2 separate regions of the Homo sapiens genome follow, and region 2 is linked to region 1. A link is an interaction called in ENCODE POLR2A ChIA-PET data of the cell type or tissue named here. Cell type or tissue: Panc1. All regions are shown on one strand. Links, peaks and the distances in the headings refer to the core of each region. The heading gives the core; the rest is flanking DNA. Region 1 holds the start of B9D2 (B9 domain containing 2). Region 2 overlaps MEGF8 (multiple EGF like domains 8).

The links. Peaks named below come from ENCODE experiments on the same cell type or tissue, not always from the same donor. Only the 100,000 strongest peaks of a DNase experiment are listed, where the experiment ranks them.
Region 2: POLR2A ChIA-PET joins it to region 1 with 10 read pairs; 2 of 35 experiments call an interaction of 5 or more read pairs at or near these places.

What each region holds. Positions count from the first base shown.
Region 1 is chr19:41,359,328-41,371,905 of GRCh38, forward strand. B9D2 (B9 domain containing 2) reads right to left here and starts at 4,822. Exons shown (of 4, transcript NM_030578.4): 1 at 4,631-4,822; 2 at 4,105-4,196. The coding sequence starts at 4,192. It also overlaps a transcript of TMEM91 not described here. RefSeq lists an enhancer at 4,678-4,797. In Panc1, for the core only: no CTCF peak of the experiment used is centred there; DNase peaks (open chromatin) are centred at 4,614 and 4,894; H3K4me3 peaks cover 1,930 bases; H3K27ac peaks cover 2,109 bases.
Region 2 is chr19:42,363,483-42,375,485 of GRCh38, forward strand. MEGF8 (multiple EGF like domains 8) reads left to right here. Exons shown (of 42, transcript NM_001271938.2): 36 at 4,973-5,180; 37 at 5,361-5,520; 38 at 6,049-6,241; 39 at 6,707-6,877; 40 at 7,219-7,349; 41 at 7,868-8,000. Among named protein-coding and RNA genes, the nearest start is that of MIR8077, 18 kb to the left of the region's middle. RefSeq lists an enhancer at 5,545-6,498. In Panc1, for the core only: no CTCF peak of the experiment used is centred there; no DNase peak of the experiment used is centred there.

The DNA.
Region 1 (12,578 bases), core at 1,674-9,673:
AAGCCAAGGCAGGTGGATCACTTGAGGTCAGGGGTTCGAGACCAGCCTGGCCAAAATGGTAAAACTCTGTCTCTACTAAAAACACACACACACACACCCACAAAATTAGCCACGTCTGTAATCCCAGCACTTTGGGAGACTAAGGCAGGCAGATCACAAGGTCAAGAGATCGAGACCATCCTGGCCAACATTCTGAAACCCTATCTCTACTAAAAAAATACAAAAATTAGCTGGGTGTGGTGGCGCACGCCCATAGTCCCAGCTACTCAGGAGGCTGAGGCAGGAGAATCACTTGAACCCAGGAGGCGGAGGTTGCAGTGAGCCAAGATGGTCCCATTGCACTCCAGCCTGGGCAACAAGAGCGAAATTCCATCTAAAAAAAAAAAGAAAAGAAAAAAAGAAAATGCACCGAGTACTAACTAAATCCCAGATGCTATGCTAAGTACTTTAAGCATCCATTCATTTAATCCACCCTCTAGGACTCTTAATCCCCTCCTCACCCCCCAGTTTACAGACCCTCCACCATGGCCCACGTGGCCTGGCTCTTGCTCCCCTCCCTGAGTTCATCTCCCATCACTCTCCCCCTCCCTCATCACCCTCTGGCCTCACTGTCCCACTTCTGACTCCCCACCTCAGGGCCTTTGCACTGGCTGTTCCCTCTGCCTAGAAAGCTCTGCTCCTGGGTGTCCCCATCCCTAGCTTTTGTTTTCATCCTTCAGGGCCCAGCTCAAGTGCCACTTCCACAGAGGGGTTCTCCCTGACCCTCTTCACCAAACACTAGTCCCTGCCACATCATTTCTTTTCATCCTAGCACTTACCACTGTCTGGAATCACGGTGCTCCTTTCTTTTTTTGGGGGGGTGGGGGGAGACAAGATCTCCCTCTGTCACCCAGGCTGGAGTGCAGTGGCACAATCACAGCTCACTACAACCTTGACCTCCCAGGATCAAGCAATCCTCCCACCTCAACCTCCCAAGTAGTTGGGACGACAGGCACACAGCACTATGCTTTGCTAATTTTTTATTTATTTGTAGAGACGGGGGTCTCACTATGTTGCCCAGGCTGGTCTCAAACTCCTGGGCTCAAGTGATCCTCCTGCTCCAGTCTCCCAAAGTGCTGGCATTACAGGGGTGAGTCACCACACCCAACTGCACTCGTTTATCTGTTTATTTATTTTATTTTATTTATTTTTTTTTGAGACAGACTTTTGCTCTTGTTGCCCAAGCTGGAGTGCAATGGCACCATCTCGGCTCACTGCAACCTCCGCCTCCTGGGTTCAAGCGATTCTCCTGCCTCAGCCTCTCGAGTAGCTGGGATTACAGGCACACGCCGCCATGCCCAGCTAATTTTTTTTGTATTTTTAGTAGAAATGGGGTTTTACCATGTTAGCCAGGCTGGTCTCAAACTCCTGACCTCAGGTGATCTGCCCGCCTCGGACTCCCAAAGTGCTGGGATTACAGGCATGAGCCACCGCGCCTGGCCTGCTTATTTATTTTCTGTCTCCCCTACTGTATGGCCCAGGAAAACAGGGACCTTGCACACTGCTGGATCCCCAAGACCACAAACCCAGCTCTTGGTATACAGAAGGTGCTCAATAAATGTTTCTTGGACAAATAAGTGATCCTAGGAGGTGGGAGCTAATATAATCCCCATTTAACAGGTAAAGAAACAGGCTCTGAGAAGGTGAGTTCATGAACATTTATTCAGCACCTGCTATGTGCCAAGCACTGTTTTCCATGCTGGTGACATAGCAGTGACTATAGCAGACCAAGGTCCCATCATGGGACTGGATTCAGACTCAGCTCTAACTGCAGAGCCCAAGCCTTTCATCCAACTGCCTCAGTATTCTTGGCTGGATCAACATCCCCAGCAACTCCCTGAAATAATAAAAATCAGGTTAGTCATTACTCCCTTCTGGGCTGAGTTGAGGGAAGCACCAGGCCCTGCGTCAGGCTCCTTAAAAGCAAGATTTCCCAACAGCCCTATGAAGAACAAATGAGGAAACTGAGGCTCCAAGAGGGGACAGCCTCTGCCCAGGGTCACAGAGAAGGTGAGTGGTCCAACCTGGAAACCAAGTCTGACTCCAGAGCCTGCCCCTCATCCATCAGCTGGAGGGTTCCGATTTCCTGGGAATTTCAACTTCCACCTCACTTACCTGTAGAATCAAAAAGGACCCAGGGGCCAGGCGCAGTGGCTCACACCTGTAATCCCAGCACTTTGGAAGGCCTACGCAGGCGGATCACTTAAGGCCAGGAGTTCGAGACCAGCCTGGCCGACATGGTGAAACCCCATCTCTACTAAAAATACAAAAATTAGCTGGGTATGGTAGCGGGTGCCTGTAGTCCCAGCCACTCGGGAGGCTGACATAGGAGAATCGCTTGAACCCAGGAGGCAGAGATTGCAGTGAGCCGAGATCGTGCCACTGCACTCTAGCTTGGCTACAGAGTGAGACTCTGTCTCAAAAAAAAAAGGGCCAGGCGCAGTGGCTCACGCCTGTAATCCCAGCACTTTGGAAGGCCTACGCAGGCGGATCACTTAAGGCCAGGAGTTCAAGACCAGCCTGGCCGACATGGTGAAACCCCATCTCTACTAAAAATACAAAAATTAGCTGGGTATGGTAGCGGGTGCCTGTAGTCCCAGCCACTCGGGAGGCTGACATAGGAGAATCGCTTGAACCCAGGAGGCAGAGATTGCAGTGAGCCGAGATCGTGCCACTGCACTCTAGCTTGGCTACAGAGTGAGACTCTGTCTCAAAAAAAAAAAAAAAAAAAAAAGGGCCAGGCGCAGTGGCTCACGCCTGTAATCCCAGCACTTTGGGAGGCCGAGATGGGCAGATCACAAGGTCAGGAGATCGAGACCATCCTGGCTAACACAGTGAAACCCCATCTCTACTAAAAATACAAAAAAAAAAAAAATAGCCGGGCATGGTGGCGAGCGCCTGTAGTCCCAGCTATGCAGGAGGCTGAGGCAGGAGAATGGCATGAACCTGGAAGGCTGAGCTAGATTGCACCACTGCACTACAGCCTGGGAAACAGAACGAGTCTCAAAAAAAAAAAAAAAAAAAAAAAAGGGACTAGGACTCAGGCCTGAAGACATGATAATGCCAAATGGCCACATCTGTTTCATAGACATTCATCTGTGCCACGCAACAACATACCCCAGGCTTTACAAACAAGACCCCATCAAAGTCTTGTATAAGCCAGGCAAACACTGAATGAGCACTTCCTATTCCAGCCCTATTCCTATTCTAAGTGCTGTTGATACTCGTTTAGTACTCATGACAACTTCAACAGGTAAATATTTCTATGACTCTCATTGTACAAACAAGGAAGTCGAGGTGAAGAGAAGTGCCCAAGTTCACATAATCAGCCCAAGGGTGCCTTAACAAGCAATAACTGGTTTTGAACCCAGGCAGTCTGTGCTCTTAACCTCAAACCTGTGCTGCTTCTTAGCTACTATTAGCTTCACTTTGAAACAAGGAAACTGAGGCTCAAAGTGGTCGAGTCCAAAGGTCTCCAATTAATAGGTGGGGGAGTTAATATTTAAATGCAGATCTGGCAGCCCATGACCCTAACCATTACACTATACCATGACTCTATAGGGCCTCAGTTGGGGAAGCATGAACAAAATTACTTTCCTGGGACGTGGCGGCTCACGTTTTTAATCCTAGCACTTTGAGAGGCTGAAGTGGGTGGCCTGTTTGAGCGCAGGAGTTCGAGACCAGCCTGGGCAACATAGCGAGACCCTGTCTCTACAAAAAATAAAAAAAATTAGCCAGATTTGGTGGTGCGTGTCTGTAGTCCCAGCTTCTCAGGAGGCTGAGGCGGGAGGATCACTAGAGCCCGAGAGTTCGAGGCTGCACTGAGCTATGATCACACCACCTTACTCCAGCCCGGGCGCAGAGAGAGACCCTGTCTGTATCCCACCCCTCACACACACAAAGATGGGAGCTTGAGACTCATGTGGACAGGGTGTGGGCTGGGCCTGGAGTACTGAGAACTGATGGAAATGAGGTTAAGAGTCTGCGTTAAGGGGTGGAGGAAGGAGCATGTAGCCTCTAGGCTAGGGGTCTTGGTGTGGAAATGAACCAGGCTTGGGGGAATACCTGTGTGAATGCCCCACTTGCAGAAGAGGCTACTTTCCGAGAAACCGCTGGCCCCTATGATCTGCCCGATCACGTGCACCTCAGCCATGGCCCTGGGAGGGGAAAAATATAATCACAACCCTGTGAGGTAAGTGTATTATCTCCATTTGACGGGGGGGAAACTGAGGCCCAGCAAGTAAAGGGTAGTACTAGGATTCCAAGCTAGCTTCGTCACACCCCTGAGGCTGAGGTCTTGACCACAGATCCTAATTGCCAACCCATGAAAGCCTGGAAAAAATGGGGGGACCCTTGTCTGGGGAACCAGCATTTAACTCTGGGAAGTCCAAAATAACCTTTTCGGGTTCAGGTCGGCGGAAAGCCCCGCCCGAAGGGGCTATGGCTCCGCCCACGAGCGCAAAAGACCCGCCTTCCGCGTCACGCCAGCCACCCCGCTTCCCTCCCCCAGCAAGCTCCATAAGGCGCATGCGTTATGAGTTCAGGTCCGACTTAACCCCGCCTCTAAGCGCAGCGCATGCGTCATTCCTACCTTAGCGCACTTAACGGTTAGGAGAGGAGAAAGCGGCAACCGGGGTTGTAGTTCATGGGCTTGACTGCTTCTTTTCTCCGCGGGCGCCGACCAGGCCTGGCTCGCGCCTCTCCCAGGACCCGCCTGGCTGCGAGATATGTAAGCCGCGATACTTCCGCGACCGCGCTCGTCTTGGTTTCCGTGGTTGTTGCTGGGGCAACAGCAGGCTCCTCCCCTAGCTTTGTACTCGCTCTGCGCGCTACTAATTGGTGCTAGCCGTCTGCGGGGGGCGGGGTGAAGCTGTGATGGACATTTTCCTCCTCCGCTCCATTTTGGGAAAATAGCGTCTCTCCAGCTACGGCAAAGGGTTCCGCCATTTTGGGCGTGGCTAGGAAGCTGCCATGTTGAGTGTGGCTGAGGAAGTTTGAGTGCAGTTTCTCCCAGATACCTTCTTTACCAAAAAAGCAAATCCCTAACTGCTCCGTGCTGCGCCTACCCCACCGAAGAGCTCTCTGTGGTCCGGGATCACAAATCAGAGATTGAACCAGGACCAAGGGGGAATTCCTTCCAGGACCTCGTGTACATCCCCGGCCTTGTAACTGGAAAACAAAGCAAAAAAATCACTCCTCATTCAGAGAGTGGAGAAGTTGGGGAGTGGGTTCTGCTTCCGTTTTAGAGTTCCCCTAGGTTTCTCAAGGACAAGGAAGGAAGGAAGTTGGATAAGTCCAACTTCCTTCTCGGAGCTACTACCAAGTTCACTGTTACTGCTTGATTCTGAGCAAGGAGCGGTTGGGGTAGCGAAGAGAAATGAGGAACTAAGATTCCCTTATTTGCAGAAAATCCTCTTTCCTATTGATTGATTTATCAATCAAGAAATGGAGATGTTGTCCCTGGATGCCATCCTAGATGCCATCATTTCCCACATCAAGCCAGTCATCAGGTCCCATCAAGGCTCCTTAAAAGGGTCTCACTCTGTCACCCAGGCTGGAGTACGGTGGCTCGATCACAGCTCATTGCAGCCTCTTAACTCCTGGGTTCAAGGGATCCTCCTACCTCAGCCTCCCATGTAGCTGGTATCACAGACATGCACCACCACGGCTGGCTAATTCTTTTTTTTTTTTTTAAGAGATGGAGTCCTGCTATGTTGCTATGTTGCCCAGTCTTGTCTTGACCTCCTGGGCTCTAGCTATCCTCCCAGTTCTCCCTCCCAAACTGCCGGGATTACAGGCGTGAGCCACCCAGCCAGGCCAATAGATACAAAGTATTTACAAGCTACCATTGGCTAGGCGCGGTGGCTCATAACTGTAATCCCAGCCCTTTGGAAGGCTGAGGCGGGAAGAGCTCTTGAGGCCAGAAGTTCGAATATAGGGAGACCCCATTAATAATGCATATATCAACTAGTGAAGTATTCCATTGAATTGTTTAATATAAATGTTATCCTATTGAAATGTTGTACCCTCGTTATAATTTTGGTTTTTTACTTTTTGAGATGGCGTCTCCCCCTGTCATCCAGGCTGGAGTGCAGTGGTGCGATCCCAGCTCACTGCAATCTCTGCCTCCCGGGTTCAAGAGATTCTCCTGCCTCAGCCTCCCGAGTAGCTGGGACTACAGGCGTGCACCACCACACCCAGCTAATTTTTGTATTTTTAGTAGAGACGGGTTTTCACCATATTGGCCAGACCGGTCTCAAACTCCTGACCTCAGGTGGTCCACCCGCCTCAGCCTCCCAAAGTGCTGGGATTACAGGCGTTAGCCACCGTGACCGGCCGGGTTTTTTTTTTTTTTTTTTTTTTTGACAGAGTCTCCCTCTGTCGCCCAGGCTGGAGTGCAGTGGCATGATCTCTGCTCACCACAACCTCCGCCTCCCAGGTTCAAGCAATTCTTCTGTCTCAGCCTCCTTAGTAGCTGGGATTGCAGGCACCCACCACTATATCTAGCTAATGTTTGTGCTTTTAGTAGAGATGGAGTTCCACCATGTTGGTCAGGCTGGTCTCGAACTCCTGGCCTCATGTGATCCTTCTGCCTCAGCCTCCCAAAGTGCTGGGATTACAGGCATGAGCCACCTCGCCTGGGCCCAGCTACTTTTTGTATTTTCTTTTTTATTTTATTTATTTACTTTTTTTTTTTTTTTTTTTTGAGACAGAATCTTGCTCTGTTGCCCAGGCTGGAGTGAGCCTCTGCACCTGGCAGAGGTTTCACTTTTAAATGATCTTTCTGTCCTTTAAGCTGGAGCTGGGGAAAATGTATTTATTTATTTATTTATTTCTGGATGCTGTGTGGGTGAGGTAGACAGCTCTAACCTTTCAGCTCTTGGGGCCCCTGGTCCCCTAGTGGTGGCACCAGCCTTGCATTCTCTTTTCTCAAGCCCCCATTTTGTCCATCAGGAAATCTTACTGCCTCTACTTTTGAAATACACCCTAAATCCCACTTCTCACCTCTTTGTCGCCCTGCACCTTGATCTGTCCAAGTTCATCTATCACCTGGACTATGACAGGGACCTTGTCTCTGGGGTCCCCTTTGCCAACCCCTCTAGTTTGCACCCCACATGCAGCTGGAACCCTGTGAACACCTAAGTCAGGTCCCATCTGCTCAGACCCGTCCAGTGGTCCCCATTTCACTCAGGGTAAAAGCCAAAGTCTTATCATGCATGACAAGGCTCTCCACAACCTGGCTGGCACCTCCTGCCTCATTTTTGTATTTTTAGTAGAGACGGGGTTTCGCCATGTTGGCCAGGCAGGTCTCAAACTCCTGACCTCAGGTGATCTGCCCACCTTGGCCTCCCAAAGTGCTGAGATTACAGGCATGAGCCACTGCTCCCGGCTGAGGTCTTCATTCTGAAGGCTCCCATGTATACATGTTAAATAAAAGAAAATAAATTATCGTCAACTATAAATAATGAGATTCAGAAAATATGATTGAGGCCGGATTCGGTGGTTCATGCCCGTAATCCCAGCACTTTGGGAGGCCAAGGAGAGTGGATACCCTGAGGTCAGGAGTTCGAGACCAGCCTGGCCAACATATAGCGAAACCCTGTCTCTACTAAAAAATACCAAAACTAGATGGGTGTGGTGGCACATGCCTGTGGTGTCAGCTATTTGGGAAGCTGAGGCAGGAGCATCACTTGAACCTGGGAGGCAGCAGTTGCAGTGAGCCGAGATCACGCCACCGCACTTCAGCCTGGGCGACAGAGCCAGACTTCTACTCTCAAAAAAGAAAAAAAAGAAAAGAAAGGAAAATATGATTAACTATAGAGTTTATTCCAGGCTACAGGACCAGTACATATGTTACAACAGTTTCATTAGTACATCTTGCTATGCTGCAGGGAAGATTGCGTTAACATTCTGATAGGAGGAGGAGTACTCTTTCTTTCTTTCTTTCTCCTTTCTTTTTTCTTGAGATAAGATCTTGCTCTGGGGCTGGGCGCGGTGGCTCACGCCTGTAATCCCAGCACTTTGGGAGGTTGAGGCGGGCAAATCACGAGGTCAGGGGTTCAAGACCAGCCTGGCCAACATGATGAAACCTCGTGTCTACTAAAAATACAAAAATTAGCTGGGCATGGCGGCGGGCGCCTGTAATCCCAAGTACTCGGGAGGCTGAGGCAGGAGAATCACTTGAACCTGGGAGGCGGAGGTTGCAGTGATCTGAGATCGTGCCATTGCACTCCATCCTGGGGGACAAGAGTGAGACAAAGTCTCAAAAACAAAACAAAACAACAACAAACAGATCTTGCTCTGTTACCCAGGCTGGAGTGCAGTGGCACAATCACAGCTCACTGCAGCCTCGAACGCCCAGGCTCAAGCCTCCTGCCTAAGCCTCCCCAGTAGCTGGGACTACAGGCGTGTGCCACCATGCCCAGCTAATTTTTCAATAATTTTTTCTGTAGAGACATGGTCTCACTCTGTTGCCCAGGCTTGTCTCAAACTCCTGGGCTCAAGTGATCCACCTCTGCCTCCCAAAGTGCTGGGGTTACAGATGTGAGGCCACAACACCCGGCCTAGGAGTAATGTTCTGAGGTGATCTTATCTCTGGCACTGCTTGGTCATTCTTAATCATTTACAGGAAAAAGCAGAAGTTGTAACTGCATGCTACGTGACTCAGGCTACATAGCAACATTCCTCTCAAGGCTTGGAATAATTTAAAGTTCCAACAGCTTTAAGTTTGAATTATCTAACCACATTATCGAAAGTTGGCCAGGCCTGGTGGTTCATGGCTGTCTGTAATCCCAGCACATTGAGAGGCCACAGCAACAGGATCACTTGAGGCCAGGAGTTCTGGACCAGACTAGGCAACGTAGTGAGACCCTCATTTCTACGAAAACGTTTAAAAAAAAAATAGCAGGGCATGGTGACACATGTCTGCAGTCCCATCTACTTAGGAGGCTGAGGCAGGAGGATCCCTTGAGCCCAGGAGTTTGAGGCTGCAGTGAGCTGTGATCATGCCAAGGTACTTCAGCCTGGGTGACAGAGTGAAAACCTGTCACCTTTTTTTTGGGGGGGGTGGTTATTGGGTTTTTTTGAGACAGAGTCTCGTTCTGTGGGCCAGGGCTCACAGCAACTTCTGCCTCCCAGGCTCAAGCAATTCTCCTGCCTCAGCCTCCCAAGTAGCTGGGATTACAGGCATGTGCCACCACACCCGGGTAATTTTTGTATTTTTAGTAGAGACGGGGTTTCACCATGTTGGCCAGGCTGGTCTTGAACTCCTGACCTCAAGTGATCCACCTGACTCAGCCTCCCAAAGTGCTGGGATTACAGGTGTGAGCCACTGTGCCCGGCCTGAAGCTGTTTTAAAATATATCCACAAATGCTTGGGCAGCCCCCTTTCAGTAAGTGGAGCCTAATTCTCCTTCCCTTCAGTATGGCTAGTTTTTGTAATTTGCTTCTAACCAATAGAATATGGGGCTGGGCACAGTGGCTCACACCTGTAATCCCAGCACTTTGTGAGGCCAAGGCGGGCAGATTGCTTGAATCCAGGAGTTTGAGAGCAGCCTGGACAACATGATGAAACCCCATCACTACAAAAAATACAAAAAATTAGCTGGGTGTGGTGGCATGCCCCTGTAGTCCCAGCTACTCTGGTGGCGGAGGTGGGAGGATCGCTTAGGTTGAGAGTTGGAGGCTACAGTGAGCTGTGATTGTGCCACTGCACTCCAGCCTGGGCAACTGAGTGAGACCCTGTCTCAAAAACAAAATGCTTTTAAGCCAAGTATGGCACACAGCCGGCGGTCCCGGCTACTTCATTTTTGTTGTTGTTGTTGTTTTGAGACAGAGTTTCACTCTTGTTGCCCAGGCTGGAGTGCAATGGTGTGATCTCTCCTCACCACAACCTCTGCCTCCTGGGTTCAAGTGATTCTCCTGCCTCAGCCTCCCAAGTAGCTGGGATTGAAGGCACCTGCCGCCACGCCCAGCTAATTAGTAGAGATGGGGTTTTGCCATGTATGGCCGCGCCTGGCCATCCCGGCTACTTTGGAGGCTGAAGCCGGAGGATGCCTTGAGTGCAGGAAGTCCAGGCTGCAGTGAGCTATGATGGCACCCTGCACTCCAGCCTGGGCAACAAAGTAAGACTGCACCTCTAAAAAAAAAAAAAAAAGGCCCGGTGCAGTGGCTCATGCCTGGATTCCCAGCACTTTGGGAGGCCGAGGCAGGCAGATCACTTGAGGTCAGGAGTTCGAGACAAGCCTGGCCAACATGGTGAAACCCCATCCCTCCTAAAACTACAAAAAAAATCAGCTGAACGTGGTGGCGAGCGCCTGTAGTCCCAGCTACTCGGGAGGCTGAGGCACGAGAATCACTTGAACCCAGGAGGTGGAGGTTGCAGTGAGCCGAGATTGCACCATTGCACTCCAGCCTGGGTGACAGAGCGAGACTCTGTCTCAAAATAAATAAATAAAAATAAATAAATAAGCCTTTTAATTGTGGTAAAATACACATTTACCATCTTAACTGTTTAAAACTGTATTGTTCAATAGTGTTAAGTACATTTACATTGTGCAACCAATCTCCACAACCATTTTCATGTTGCAAAACTAAAATTTTTGCAAAGTAAACACATTTTTGAAACAAAACAACTCCCCTATTCCCCCCTCTTCTGCAGCTCCTGGTAATCACCATCCTATTTTCTTTCAATGTATTTATTTTACTTTATTTATTTATTTATTTTTTGAGATGGAGTTTCACTCTTGCTGCCCATGCTGGAGTGCAATGGCATGATCTCAGCTCAACGCAACCTCTGCCTCCCAGGTTCAAGTGATTCTCCCACCTCAGCCTCCCGAGTAACTGGTATTACAGGCATGCACCACCATGCCTGGCTAATTTTGTATTTTTAGTAGAGACGGGGTTTCTCCATGTTGGTCAGACTGGTCTCGAACTCCTGACCTCAGGTGATCTGCCTGCTTCGGCCTCTCAAAGTGCTAGGATTATAGGCGTGAGCCACTGTGCCCCACCTATTTATTTATTTTTATTTTATTTATTTATTTATTTATTTATTTATTTGAGACAGAGTCTTGCTCTGTTGCCCAGGCTGGAGTGCAGTGGCACCGTGTCAGCTCACTGCAACCTCCGCCTTCCGGGTTTAACCGATTCTCCTGCTTCAGCCTCCTGAGCAGCTGGGACTACAGGCGTGTGCCACCTTGTCCAGCTAATTTTTGTATTTTTAGTAGAGACGGGGTTTCACCATATTGGCCACGCTGGTCTCGAACTCCTGACCTTGTGATCCACCCGCCTCGGCCTCCCAAAGTGCTGGGATTACAAGCGTGAGCCACCGTGCCTGGCCACCTATTTATTTTTTTGAGAGGAAGTCTCATTGTGTTGCCTAGGCTGTGGTGTAGCAACGTGATCTCTGTTCACTGTAACCTCTGCCTCCTGGCTTCAAGGGATTCTCCTGCCTCAGCCTCCCAAGTAGCTGGGATTACAGGCATGTGTCACCACGCCTGGCTAATTTTTGTATTTTTAGTAGAGACAGGGTTTCACCATGTTGGCCAGGATGTACTCGAACTCCTGACCTCAGGTGATCAGCCCGCCTCGGCCTCCTAAAGTGCTGGGATTACAGGCGTGAGCTACCGTGTCTGGCCTGTTTTTTATTTTTTTTGAGACAGGGTCTCGCTCTGTCACCCAGGCTGGAGTGTTCTGGTGAGATCTCAGCTCACCACAACCTCTGCCTCCCAGGTTCAAGCAATTATTGTGCCTCAGCCTCCCGAGTAGCTGGGATTACAGGCATGCACCATCATGCCCGGCTGACTTTTGTATTTTTAGTAGAGACGGAGTTTTGCCATGTTGGCCAGGCTGATTTCGAACTCCTGACCTCAGGTGATCTGCCCGCCTTGGCCTCCCAAAGTACTGGGATTACAGGTGTGAACCACCATGCCTGGCCCACTATCCTCTCCTTCCTTCCTTCCTTCCTTCCTTCCTTCCTTCCTTCCTTCCTTCCTTCCTTCCTTCTTTCCTTCCTTCCTTCTTTCCTTCCTCCCTCCCTCCCTCCTTTCTCTCTCTCTCTTTCTCTCTCTCTTTCTTTCTTTCTGTTGCTCTGTCTCCAGGCTGGAGTGCAGTGGCACAATCTTGGCTCACTGCAACCTCCACCTCCTGGGTTCCAGTGATTCTCCTGCCTCAGCCTCCCGAGTAGCTGGGACTACAGGCGCACACCACCAAGTCCAGCTAGTTTTTGTATTTTTAGTAGAGATGGGGTTTCACCATGTTGGCCAGGATGATCTCGATCTCTTGACCTCGTGATCGGCCTGCCTCAGCCTCCCAAAGTGCTGAGATCACACGTATGAGCCACTGCACCCGGCCACTATCTTATTTTCTGTCTCTGTGAATGTGACTACTCTAAGTACGTCATGTAAGTGGAATCCTACAGTATTTGTCCTCTTATGACAGGATTATTTCACTTAGCATAGTGTCCTCAAGGGTCATCCAGGTCATAGCATGCAACAGGATTTTTTTCCTTCCTGACCCCCCTTTTTTTGACTTGGAGTCTT
Region 2 (12,003 bases), core at 3,776-11,775, 1.0 Mb after region 1:
CCACTTTCCCAACCCCTGGCCTCTGCCTCTCCAACTCTTGTCCATGGTATCATGGTCTCCTCATCCTTTCCATGACTTTAAAAAAATTTTAATTTAATTTTTTGTTTTTAATTTTGTCGATATAATTCATAGGTTCACATCCACGACTCTTAATGCTTCTTCCTTCAACCTCCCAAACCTTTTCTGCTTCCCTCCTCTCTCTCTTTCTCTCTCTACTTATGGAACTTTTGGTTATAAGAAACAGACACTCCCTCGAGCTGGTTTTGTTATAAGGAAGTGTGGGTATTTGATGGACTCTGAGAGCAGGAAGTGTTTCTGCTCTGTTGCTCTCAGGCCACATGACCCGTAATCTCAGCTGTTCTCCACACTTCTCCATTGTCGGGTTTCTGTCGGTCTGATAGTCAACACACATGGCCTCAGATTGCAGCCTTGACTCCCAGTCTAGATGCCTTCTAATTCCAGAGACCACGTTCATCTCTGTGTTTGTCGGTTAGCTCACATTCTCGAGGAGAAACTCTGACTTAGTGCACGAGCTACATGTCCAGCCTTGGTGTAGTGGGATGTGGCCAGGGAGGGCTAGGAGCACGTGGTTCAAACGTGGCACGTCAGATCTAGGCCTCTTCTAGGCTGTGGGGTGGAGAGATGATTCCTGAAGGTGGGTGTGGCCTAGGCAGGCATGTGTGTACCCGTGACAGTCCACCCCTTGGAGTGCCTGGCACATGCTCTCTTGTTTCCAGAAACTCCATTCCAAAGACGCTTCCACCTGACATGATTAAACTGTCGTGGTGGCAGACAAAGGCATTCGCACCCCACCCCACTGCCCCCCCGTGGGAGATAAGACACATTCACCTCCCACTGTCACATGTGGAAGCAATGTCACTCAGCCAGAGCCCACTCCTCATTCATACCTCGATTATGCAAGACCCAATTGAGGCAAAACTGCTCACCATCCGACAACCCATGAACTAAGTGATCAGTCCAGCCACCACCCAGACACTAGTAGACAACAGTGCAGGGATGTGGGACACTTGCCATTTTGAGAGGTGGACTAAAGAAACCAACAGCACTTCGTGGAAATTCGAGACCAGGAGGGCAGGGTGTGGAGGACCAAGAATCCCACAGACCTTGGCATCCAGTGCCAGGAGCCCTGCCTGGGAGTGGTACATTAGCTCTCACCCGGAGGTAGTTTGCCTTGCGATCAAAAGCTCAGGCTGTGAAGTCAGTGGGATCTGGGTTTGACTCCAACTTGGCCACTTCCTGGCTGTTTGACTTTGGATGAGTGACTTCCCCTCTCCAAGACCTCAGGGAGAGTTTGCTAAAATGGGAATCATTTCACTAGATCCTGTCCCCTAGGGAGGTTGTACCAGTTAAATGGGGGAGAATTTACTTAGAGCATAGAGCAATGCCTGCCATTCAGGAAGCACTAAAAAATGGCTAATGATCATGATCATTGTTACTGTAATGAGCAGTGGTGAGAGGGCCAATCTGGCTGACCCAAGTCCTGCCACTGGGAGGATTCCCAGTCTCCACTGTATGGGACACACCAAGAGGGTGGCTGCGGGAGTTCCCCATGGGGGCTGTCAATGTGGCCAGAAGGGCAGAAGCCCCTGTGATTTTGGTCTGTGGTAAGCAGAGGCCTCTCGTCTCCAAGCCTGGGATCCTAATGGTAGTATGGGTTCTCCCCAGATATTATTGAAATTTCCATCATTTATCTTTGTGGGAGCTCCAGGGAGCAGAAGGCATACCCACAGTCCTGCGGGCATGCGCTGTTCCCCCAGCCTCTCGGTGCTTGCCAAGTTCTCACACGCCTGAAGAGCTGGGGCAGCTAAGGAGATGGGGGAGTGGCCAGGAGGGTGGCAAGGGGAAGAGGTGGGGCCAGTGAATTGGAGAGCACAGCCTGTCCCCAGGGGCCAGATGAGCATTGTTGATGGTGTATGTGAATGTGAGAGGGGACTTTTACCAGACTTTCTATGAAACCTCCTAGCTTTAAAGTGATGGCTTAGCTGGGTGGGGTGGCTCAGGCCTGTAATCCCAACACTTCAAGAAGCTGAGACAGATTGATTACTTGAGGCCAGGAGTTCGAGACCTGCCTGGGCAACATAGCAAGACCCTCATCTCTACAAAAAAAAAAAAAAAAAAATTAGCCAGGCATAGTGGTGTGTGTCTGTAGTCCCAGCTACTTGGGAGGCTGAGGTGGGAGGATCACTTGTGTCTGGGAGGTTGAGACTGCAGTGAGCCATTATTACAGCACTGCACTCCAGCCTGGGTGACAGAGCGAGACCCCGTCTCTAAAAAAAAAAAAAAAAAAAAAAAAAATTAGGCCAGGTGCAGTGGCTCACACCTGTAATCCCAGCACTTTGGGAGGCTGAGGTGGGTGGATCGTGAGGTCAGGAGTTCAAGACCAGCTTGACCAATATGGTGAAACCCTGTCTCTACTAAAAATACAAAAATTAACCAGGCATGGTGGCAGGTGCCTGTAATCCCAGCTACTCGGGAGGCTGAGGCAGGAGAGTCGCTTGAACCTGGGTGGCAGAGGTTGCAGTGAACTGAGATCGCACCACTGTACTCCAGCCTGGGTGACAGAGTGAGACTCCGTCTAAAGAAAAAAAAAGAAGTGTTGGCTTAGATTCCACCGCACAAATCAAACATAATAGGCGTGCAGGTGATACCTGTTATGATTTGGCTCAAGGGCTGCCTGATTCTAACCATCCCGCATTGTTCTTTTTTTCTTTTTTTGAAACAGAGTCTCGCTCTGTCGCCCAGGCTGTAGTGCAGTGGCATGATCTCGGCTCACTGCAGTCTCCACCTTCCAGGTTCAAGTGATTATCCTGCTTCAGCCTCCCAAGCATCTGGGACTATAGATGCACGCCACCACACCTGGCTAATTTTTGTATTTTTAGTAGAGACTGGGTGTCACCATATTGGCCAGGCTGGTCTCGAACTCCTGACTTTGTGATCCACCTGCCTCGGCCTCCCAAAGTGCTGGGATTACAGGCATGAGCCACCACGCCTGGCCCAGCATTGTTCTTTTTAATGGCTTTGGCCTGTGAGTCTGGGGCAGGCAGCGGAGACACTCCTTCTCTGGTCTGCCTCCTTCCTCTCATCCTCCCTCCCTCTCTTCAGCGAATTTATCATTGAGCACCTTCTTTCTGCTGGGTGCTTTGCTAGGCAGTGGGGAATGTCAGCAGATGAGCTAGAGTCCTGCTCTCAGAACTTATGTTCATACACCTTTTCCATGAACTCAGGAAATGCAGTGTATGGTGTTGGGCATCTTTGCATTTGGTCACTAGGGAGATTACAGCAGAAAGTGCTGTCCAGGACTGAGGATTCAGGGTTCTCTACCCCTCCCAGATTGTCCCACCATCTGCCAACAAGTGCCCTAAATTTAGATCTGGAAGCCCAGCCCAGCAGAGAATTTGCCTCTGGCAGTTCAGCAAGTCTCAGTGATTTGCAGGCCCCTCAGTGGGCTCAGAGCTCCAGCCACAGCAGTCAGGGTTTTCTATTTCAGGATTCCATGGTTGCTTTGCCTTTTCCTAAGTGCTTTCAGGCAGCCGGCCCAAATTAACCTCTTTCCTCTTATTCTTCACTTATGGCCCAAGCAATAAATAAAGTGCCTTATACACTGAGGTAAGTTCCCAAGAGCCTGAATCTCATTGTGCACGTTTTTGGGGTCCTGACATACAAATATGGCTTGTGAGTTGCTACCCAGCCCCTAACCAAGGACTCTTCAGGTTCTCAGTGTGGGGTAAGAGAAGCCTTTTTGCCTCAGCAGCCACATTTGTTCTTTTTCTTGTCTTTTCTTTCTTTCTTTTTTTTTTTTTTTTGAGACGGAGTCTCGCTCTGTCATCCAGGCTGGAGTGCAGTGGCGCGATCTCTGCTCACTGCAAGCTCCACCTCCCGGGTTCACGCCATTCTCCTGCCTCAGCCTCCTGCGTAGCTGGGACTACAGGCGCCCGCCACCACGCCTGGCTAATTTTTTCTATTTTTAGTAGAGACAGGGTTTCACCATGTTAGCCAGGATGGTGTTGGTCTCCTGACCTCGTGATCCGCCCGCCTCGGCCTCCCAAAGTGCTGGGATTACATTTTTCTAAGAAACTGTGGTTTGCAACCCCACTCCTGATACTCTTTTCTGTCTCCTTCTGGGAACATTGCCATTGTTCCTTTACCTGGAAGAAACAGAAGTGCCCTTAGTGAGGAGGGGAACTCCCTCCACCAATGCAGTAGTACCTGTTGGAACCCAGGATAGAAAGTACAGCAGGGCCTCACAAGGAACTGGAGACAGACTGGAAAGCTGCCTTTCTATCTGTCTTTAGGGCACGTGGTTCTCATCTCTGTCTCTTTCTGCAGCCTGCTCTTTTCCTGCCTGTCTGCGTCCTCTTTATTTAATCATCATTTGCTTATCTAAACAATCCCTTCAACCCAAGTCTACGCGATCTTCCAGTTTATTTTCTTTTTTTGAGACAGAGTCTTACTCTGTTGTCCAGGCTGGAGTGCAGTGGTGCAGTCATGACTCATTGCAGCCTCAAACTCCCGGGCTCAAAAAATCCTACCTCAGCCCCCCAGGTAGCTGGGTCTACAGATGTGTGCCACCACACACAGCTAATTTTTTATATTTTGTAGAGATGGTGTCTCACTGTGCTGCCCAGGCTGGTCTGGAACTCTTGGGCTCAAGTGATCCTCCCACTGTAGCCTCCCAAAGTATTGGGATTACAGGTGTGAGCCACTGCGGCCAGGCAACCTTCCAGTTTCAAGATCCTCCCCAGCCTGACTTCCCGCCTTGGTGTGTAGTTACAAACGCTTGAGAGGGAAAACATGATGACCCCAGCTAGTGTCCACTTTGCTCTACCTGTGGCCAGGGAGGGGTGAGACCTCAAAGAGGGTGTGGTCTGGGAAGATACCCAGAATGTGTTTGTTTAAGCTTATTTCCCCATCTCTCTCTTCCCTGCATCCCCATCCCCTCCCCCCCATACAGTGTCTGAGCCCTTCCTACCTGCCCCTGCGATGTATGGCCGGAGGCTGTGGGCGGCTGCTCCGGGGACCTGAGAGCTGCTCCCTGGGCTGTGCTCAGGCAACTCAGTGCGCCTTGTGCCTGCGGCGCCCCCATTGCGGCTGGTGTGCCTGGGGGGGCCAGGATGGGGGTGGCCGCTGCATGGAGGGTGGACTCAGCGGCCCCCGTGATGGTGAGAGGGCTTTGGGCACTGGGGGAGAGGGGCTGGCCCTTGGTTGGGGTCTGATACAGTGAACATAGGGATACTGGGCCAGACCCAGAGGTGGGGCTCAGAGGAGGCAGGAGGGAGGGCCTAGGCAACTGGGGCAGGTGGTACAGAGGTCCAGGTAAAATGCTATATCCCCGGTGCTAGGGCTGACATGTGGGCGTCCGGGGGCCTCCTGGGCCTTCCTGTCCTGCCCCCCTGAGGACGAGTGTGCAAACGGGCACCACGACTGCAACGAGACGCAGAATTGCCACGACCAGCCCCACGGCTATGAGTGCAGCTGCAAGACCGGCTATACCATGGACAAGTGAGGCCGCAGGCGGCGCTGGGGCCAGGCAGGCTAGGGTGGGAGAGTCTGTGGGGAGCAGTAATGGATGAGGCCTAGAGCCAAGCAGGACAGAAGAAAAGAAAGCTCGAGGCATGAAGGCAGTGGGATTGATTCCTGAAGGTCAAGAGTGGTGAGGCTGAGCAGGGAAGAGTGAGTTTCATAGGGTACCCCAATGGCCGGGCACAGTGGCTGATGCCTGTAATCCCAGCACTTTGGGAGGCCGAGGCAGGTGGATCACTTAAGGCCAGGAGTTCGAGACCAGTCCACAGGGAGACCCCATCTCTACAAAAAAATAAAAAAGAAAATAGGGTACCCTCAAAAGAGGAGAGAGGGTTGTGGGCTACACCTGGAGGGGGTGGTGGGCTAGATCCTGAAGAGAAGATAGCAACGGGACAGAGCAGGGATGAGCAACCAGTTGAGAAGAGGGTGGGGTAGTTGGTTGGGTGCTAGGCCATGAAGCCACGAGGAGGGTGGCCACCTGCCCTGACCCCCACTTTGCCCCTGCAGCATGACAGGGCTGTGCCGCCCTGTGTGCGCCCAGGGCTGCGTGAACGGCTCATGTGTGGAGCCCGACCACTGCCGCTGCCACTTTGGCTTTGTGGGCCGCAACTGCTCCACGGAATGCCGCTGCAACCGCCACAGTGAATGCGCTGGTGTTGGGGCGCGTGACCACTGCTTGCTCTGCCGCAACCACACCAAGGTGGGCCGCCCGGAGCCTCAGACCCCCGACCCTGGGACCCAGGCCCTCACTTGCCTTCATCCCACGCTCAGGCGGCTCGCATCTCATCCTGAGCCCTGATAAGCCAGGGACAGATAAGCCAGAGCCCTGTCCCAGGGAGATGTGTGGAGACTTGGGGGACGCTGCCTGGGTTTGGATCCCAGAGGGTCTGCCCTGGAATAGTGGACGGAGTGGGTGCTGCGCCAGGAGGACAGGCACGTGGAGGAGGATTTGAGATAATGGAGGGAAGGGCTTTTGAACTCAGCACTTTGGGCTGCAGGTGTGCAAGGGAAGGCGGGGGCTAAATCCCGCTGGGATTGTCCAAACCAGGTACCCGAGCCTCTGCTGCCCTCCCGTGGGCTCTCAGAACCTGCCCCTGTGCCCCCAACGCCCTCCTACCCCTGATGACTCTCCAGCCTCTCTAACTACCCTGTCCTGGGTTCTCAGGGCAGCCACTGTGAGCAGTGCCTCCCGCTGTTTGTGGGTTCAGCTGTCGGAGGCGGGACCTGCCGGCCCTGCCACGCCTTTTGTCGTGGAAATAGCCACATCTGCATCTCCAGGAAGGAGTTACAAATGTCCAAGGGAGAGCCAAAGAAGTACTCACTGGACCCAGAGGAGGTGAAAGAGAGGGGTCAGATGCCTGGGTCTGAGGGAGGAGGGGCTGGGGAGCTCCTGGGTCTGAGGGAGGAGGGGGCTGGAGACCTGGACCCTTGGGTTGAGGGAGGAGGGGCTGGAGGCCTGGATTCCTGGGTCTGAGAGAGTAGAGGTGGGGGTCTTGAACTCCTGGGTCTGAGGGAAGAGGAGCTGGGGCCTGGACTCCTGGATCTGAGGGAGGAGGGGGTGGGAGCCTGGCCTCCTGGGTCTGAGGGAGGAGTGGGTAGGAGCCTGGACTCCTGGGTCTGAGGGAGGAGGGGGTTGGTCCAGGCCTTTCTATGATCACACTGTCCTTCCTTGGCCAGATTGAAAACTGGGTGACAGAGGGTCCTAGTGAAGACGAGGCCGTGTGCGTGAACTGCCAGAATAACAGCTATGGGGAGAAATGCGAGAGCTGCCTGCAGGGCTACTTCCTCCTGGACGGGAAGTGCACCAAGTAAGAGGAACCGGGGGGGGGGGGGGGGGGGGGGGGGGGGGAGGCCGGGGATCCCACCCTTCTCACTGGGAGTAGCTCTGGAGCCAGGCCCCCTCTTTAGTCCTCCACCCCCAGTCAGGAGAGGATGACATCCCCAGGGAGCGCCCAGGCTGGGGTCAGGGTAGGGAAGGAGCTGGAATGTGATGCCACTCCCTACCTCCAAGGCTAGTGCTGAAGTGCAGTCCACAGAGCGGCCCCATCGAGAACAAGATGGGGCGGCTGAGGGCAGAGGCCTTGGAACAACCTCCCCTTTCCATCTCCTTCTTTCTGAGTGTTCAGTGAGTGCTGGAGTCTGTGCAACTCGGGTTCTAATCCCAATGGTAATTTAACTGCTTTGTGGCCTTGGGCAAACAGCTTGACCTCTGTGAACCTCAGTTTCCTCTTCTGGCCTGTTGCACAGAGTTGAGCTCACATATGGGGTGTCCATCCTGGACCACTGCAGGCCATGGGGGCTCCGTAACCCTCAACTTCTTCCCCAGATGCCAGTGTAATGGCCACGCGGACACATGTAACGAGCAGGATGGGACGGGCTGTCCATGTCAGAATAACACAGAGACGGGCACATGCCAGGGCAGCTCCCCCAGTGACCGTCGAGACTGCTACAAGTACCAGGTGCGGCTGCAGAAGCTAGTGGTGGGCCGAGGGCCCTACACCTTGTGGAGGTCAGGGCTGGGATGAGGTAGCCAGGCTCGGGCAGGACTGACAACATGGTTCCAAATCAGTGGTTTTGGGATCAAGTGCAGCTTGACAGACTGTTCCTGAGCCCCATTCAGTTACAGGCCCTAGGCAGTGATGCTGGGGACCAAGATATGAGCCTCTGGGGGACTCTCAGACTGGTGGGGAGACAGTCTCCATTACAGGTAGTCACAGCTAAAGGTGGCACATGCCAGAAAATCTATCCCATGGTAGCTCAACCGAAAAAAGAAAATGGGCTGGGCATGGTTGCTCATGTCTGTAATCCCAGAACTTTGGGAGGCTGAGGCGGGAGGATCACTTGAGCCCGGGGGTTCAAGACCAGCCTGGGCCATATAGTGCAACCCCATCTCTGAAAAAAAATTTAAAAATTAGCCTGGCATGGTGGTGCACATCTGTGGTCCCAGCTACTTGGGAGGTGGAAGTGGGAGGATTGCTTGAGCCCAGGAGGTCGAGGCTGCAGGACTCTGTCTCAAAACAACAACAACAACAACAACAACAACAACAACAAACACACACACACACACACACACACAACAGAAGAAAAGAAAATGTATTGACTCTTAGAACTGAGGGTCTGGGGTCTGCCTTCAGGACTGGCTATATCCGGGTGCTCACACAATGCCATCAGAAGTCTCTCTGCATCTTGACTCTGCTTTCCTCTGCATTGGCTTCATTTTCAGGCAGATTCTTCCCAGTTGGCAGACCCCCTCTGATGAACTGAGGCTAGCAGAGATCTCATATCATTTAATACCCAGATTCAAATTCCCCTCGAGTGCATTTCCCTTTTTCTTCTGCACAGAGGCTCCTGGAGTGCCTGCACTGGCCACCTGGCTGGCTGCTGTGTTCCAGACTTGCCTCCATGATGTCCCAGGCTCCTTCCTCAGAGGACAACTCCCGCCACCTCCCCGCCACCTTCTCTCTCCAGTCCCAGAGGGAAGAGAAAGTCCCTTGCTCTCAGTCTTCCTTACCCATCTACAGAAACATAATAGCTGCAAACATAATAGCTGCCACCCCAAATGGCAACAGTTTTACAAGCCTTACTGACCCTTAACATTTCTATCCTGGGCCAGAATTTCTGCTTTTTTATTTTTTTTTTAATTTTTAATTTAATTTAATTTTTTTTGGACACAGAGTATTGCTCTGTTGCCCAGGCTGGAGTGCAGTGGTGGGATCTTTGCTCGAGGCAGCCTCCACCTCCTGGGTTCAAGTGATTATCCTGCCTCAGCTTCCTGAGTAGCTGGGACTACAGGCGTGTGCCACCATGCCTGGCTAATTTTCTGTATTTTAGTAGAGATGGGGTTTCACCATGTTGCCCAGGCTAGTCTCAAACTTCTGAGCTCAGGCAATCCACCTGCCTTGGCCCCCCAAAGTGCTGGGATTACAGGCGTGAGCCACCACACCCAGCCCAGAGTTTCTGCTTTCTTGATAAGGGAAAGGCCTATTGGCTTTTACCAGGGAGTCTCAGAGATTAAATCAGACCTCCTCCTCTACCAGGTCTGTTGGCTGCTTAGAAGTAGCAGTTTTTCTTGGTTCCTTTTTTTTTTTGAGACGGAGTCTCACTCTGTCGCCAAGCTGGAGTGCAGTGGCGTGATCTTGGCTCACTGCAACCTCCGCCTCCCAGGTTCAAGCGATTCTCCTGCCTCAGCCCCCCGAGTAGCTGGGACTACAGGCACGTACCACCACCCCCCGCTAATTTTTGTATTTTTAGTAGAGACAGGGTTTCACCATGTTGGCCAGGATGGTCTTGATCTCTTAACCTTGTGATCTGCCCACCTTGGCCTTCCAGAGTGCTGGGATCACAGGCGTGAGCCACCACCCCCGGCCGGTTCTTTTTTTTAATGTATTTATTTTTAAGACAGGGTCTGGCTCTTTCACCCAGGCTAGAGTGCAGTGGTGCAATCTCAGCTCATTGCAACCTCTGCCTCCCTGGTTTCCATCATCCTCCCACCTCAGCCTCCTGAGTAGCTGAGACTACAAGCATGTGCTATCATACCTGGCTAATTTTTTTTTTAGAGATGGGGTTTTAACCATGTTGCCCAGGCTAGTCTTGAACTCCTGAGCTCAAGCAATCCACTCACCTTGGCTTCTCAAAGTGTTGGGATTCTAGGCGTGAGCCACCGTGCCTGGTTGGGCTTTTGGGTTTTTTTTTTTTTTTTTTTTTTTTTGATACAGGGCTTACTCTGTCACCCAGGCTAGAGTATAATGGCGCAATCATAGTTCACTGCAGCCTTGAACTCCTGAGCTCAAGTGATCCTCCTGCCTCAGCCTCCTGAGTAACTGTAACTATAGGCACACACCACCATGCCTGGCTAATTTTAAAAAAATTTTAAAGACGGGGGTCTTACTATGTTGCCCAGACTGGTCTCGAACTCCTGGGCTCAAGCGGCACTCCTGCCTCAGCCTCCTGAAGCACTGGGATTACAGGCATGAGTCACTGCGTCTGTTTTCTCTTGGTTCTAATAGTGATTGCAGTAATAACTAGAATGCCAGGAGCGCCTGCCACAGAGCTGGATGCTGTGCTGTGTAGACAGTGGTGACAGCATAGATATGAAAGGCTTTGCAAGACTGTGCTGGGGCCTCAGTGGGGTACAGACTTAAGAGGAAGACAGATTCAGAGACATTAAATGTCCTAGCTGGGCACAGTGGCTCATGCCAGCACTTTGAGAGGCTGAGGCGGGCAGATCACTTAAGGTCAGGAGTTCGAGACCAGCCTGGCCAACATGGTGAAACCCCTTCTCTACTAAAAATACAAAAATTAGTTGGGTGTGGTGGCGGACACCTGTAATCCCAACTACTCGGGAGGCTGAGGCAGGAGAATCGCTTGAACCCGGGAGGCAGAGGTTGCAGTGAGCCGATATCACACCACTGCACTCCAGCCTGGGCAACAGAGCGAGACTCTGTCTCAAAAAAAAAAAAAAAAAAAAAAGTCTCACCCCAGATCAGGTGGTCAGTTAGGCTTGGTGCCTGGAGTGACCCTGGTCTGATCTCAGAACTTGAGTGGTTTCCACTAAGCCACAGGAATCATAGCCGTTATCTATCCAGCCACACATTCATTCAGCACACAGTCATTGAGCACCTAGTATATGGCAAGCACCGTGCAGGTTGCTGGGGACACAGTAGGGAACAAAGCAGGCAAATGTTCTGTCTTTAGGAGTTTGCATTCTCATGGAGGCATCAGAAATGAACAAACAAGTCAGATGCTCGTGTGTTAGACAGCGAGGAGCGCTAAGGAAAGTTAAGTAGGAAGCGGGGGCTAGGGCTGTTGGGGAGTGGGAATGGTAGACGCAGGACACAGTGGCCAGGGAAGGCCTAGGTGAGAAGGAGGCTCTTGAGCAAAGATCTGAAGGAGGCAAGGGGGCTTGACAAGCTGACAAGTGACAGGAGAACCATGCAGGCAGAGGGTCCGCCAGTGCAAAGGCCCCAGGGTGGGAGGGCGCCTGGCACAGTATAGAAGAAGCATCCAGGCAGGCAGGCGAGGCTGGCTGACCCTGCGCCGAGTGCCATGCACATGATCTCAGTGGTCCTGTGAGCGAGCCGTGGTTACTCCCTGTGTGCAGAGCTCATGGGTTAAGTCTGTGTGCTCAGGCTCAGTGAGGTTAAGTCACTAGTCCAAGGCCACACAGCTAACAAGGAGGTAGAGCCAGAATGCAGCCGCGTTCTTCACTGCTGTGCCTCAGAGTGCCAGAGGCCTCAGTATCAGGGTGCTCAGGTCACTAGGGTGGCACCAGGGGCAGCAGTGCTGGAGTGCCAGGTCCTGGCAAGGTCTACACTGTGGCAGAGAAGGTCCGGGGGGTCACAGGGAAGTGACTGGGGCAGTGGGGGTGAGGCCCAGGGCAATGGCTACTTAGCAGTGGGTATAGAGTATTCGTCACTGCTGCTTGGGGGACAGGCTGGCACCGCACTCAGCCCTGATGGTCAC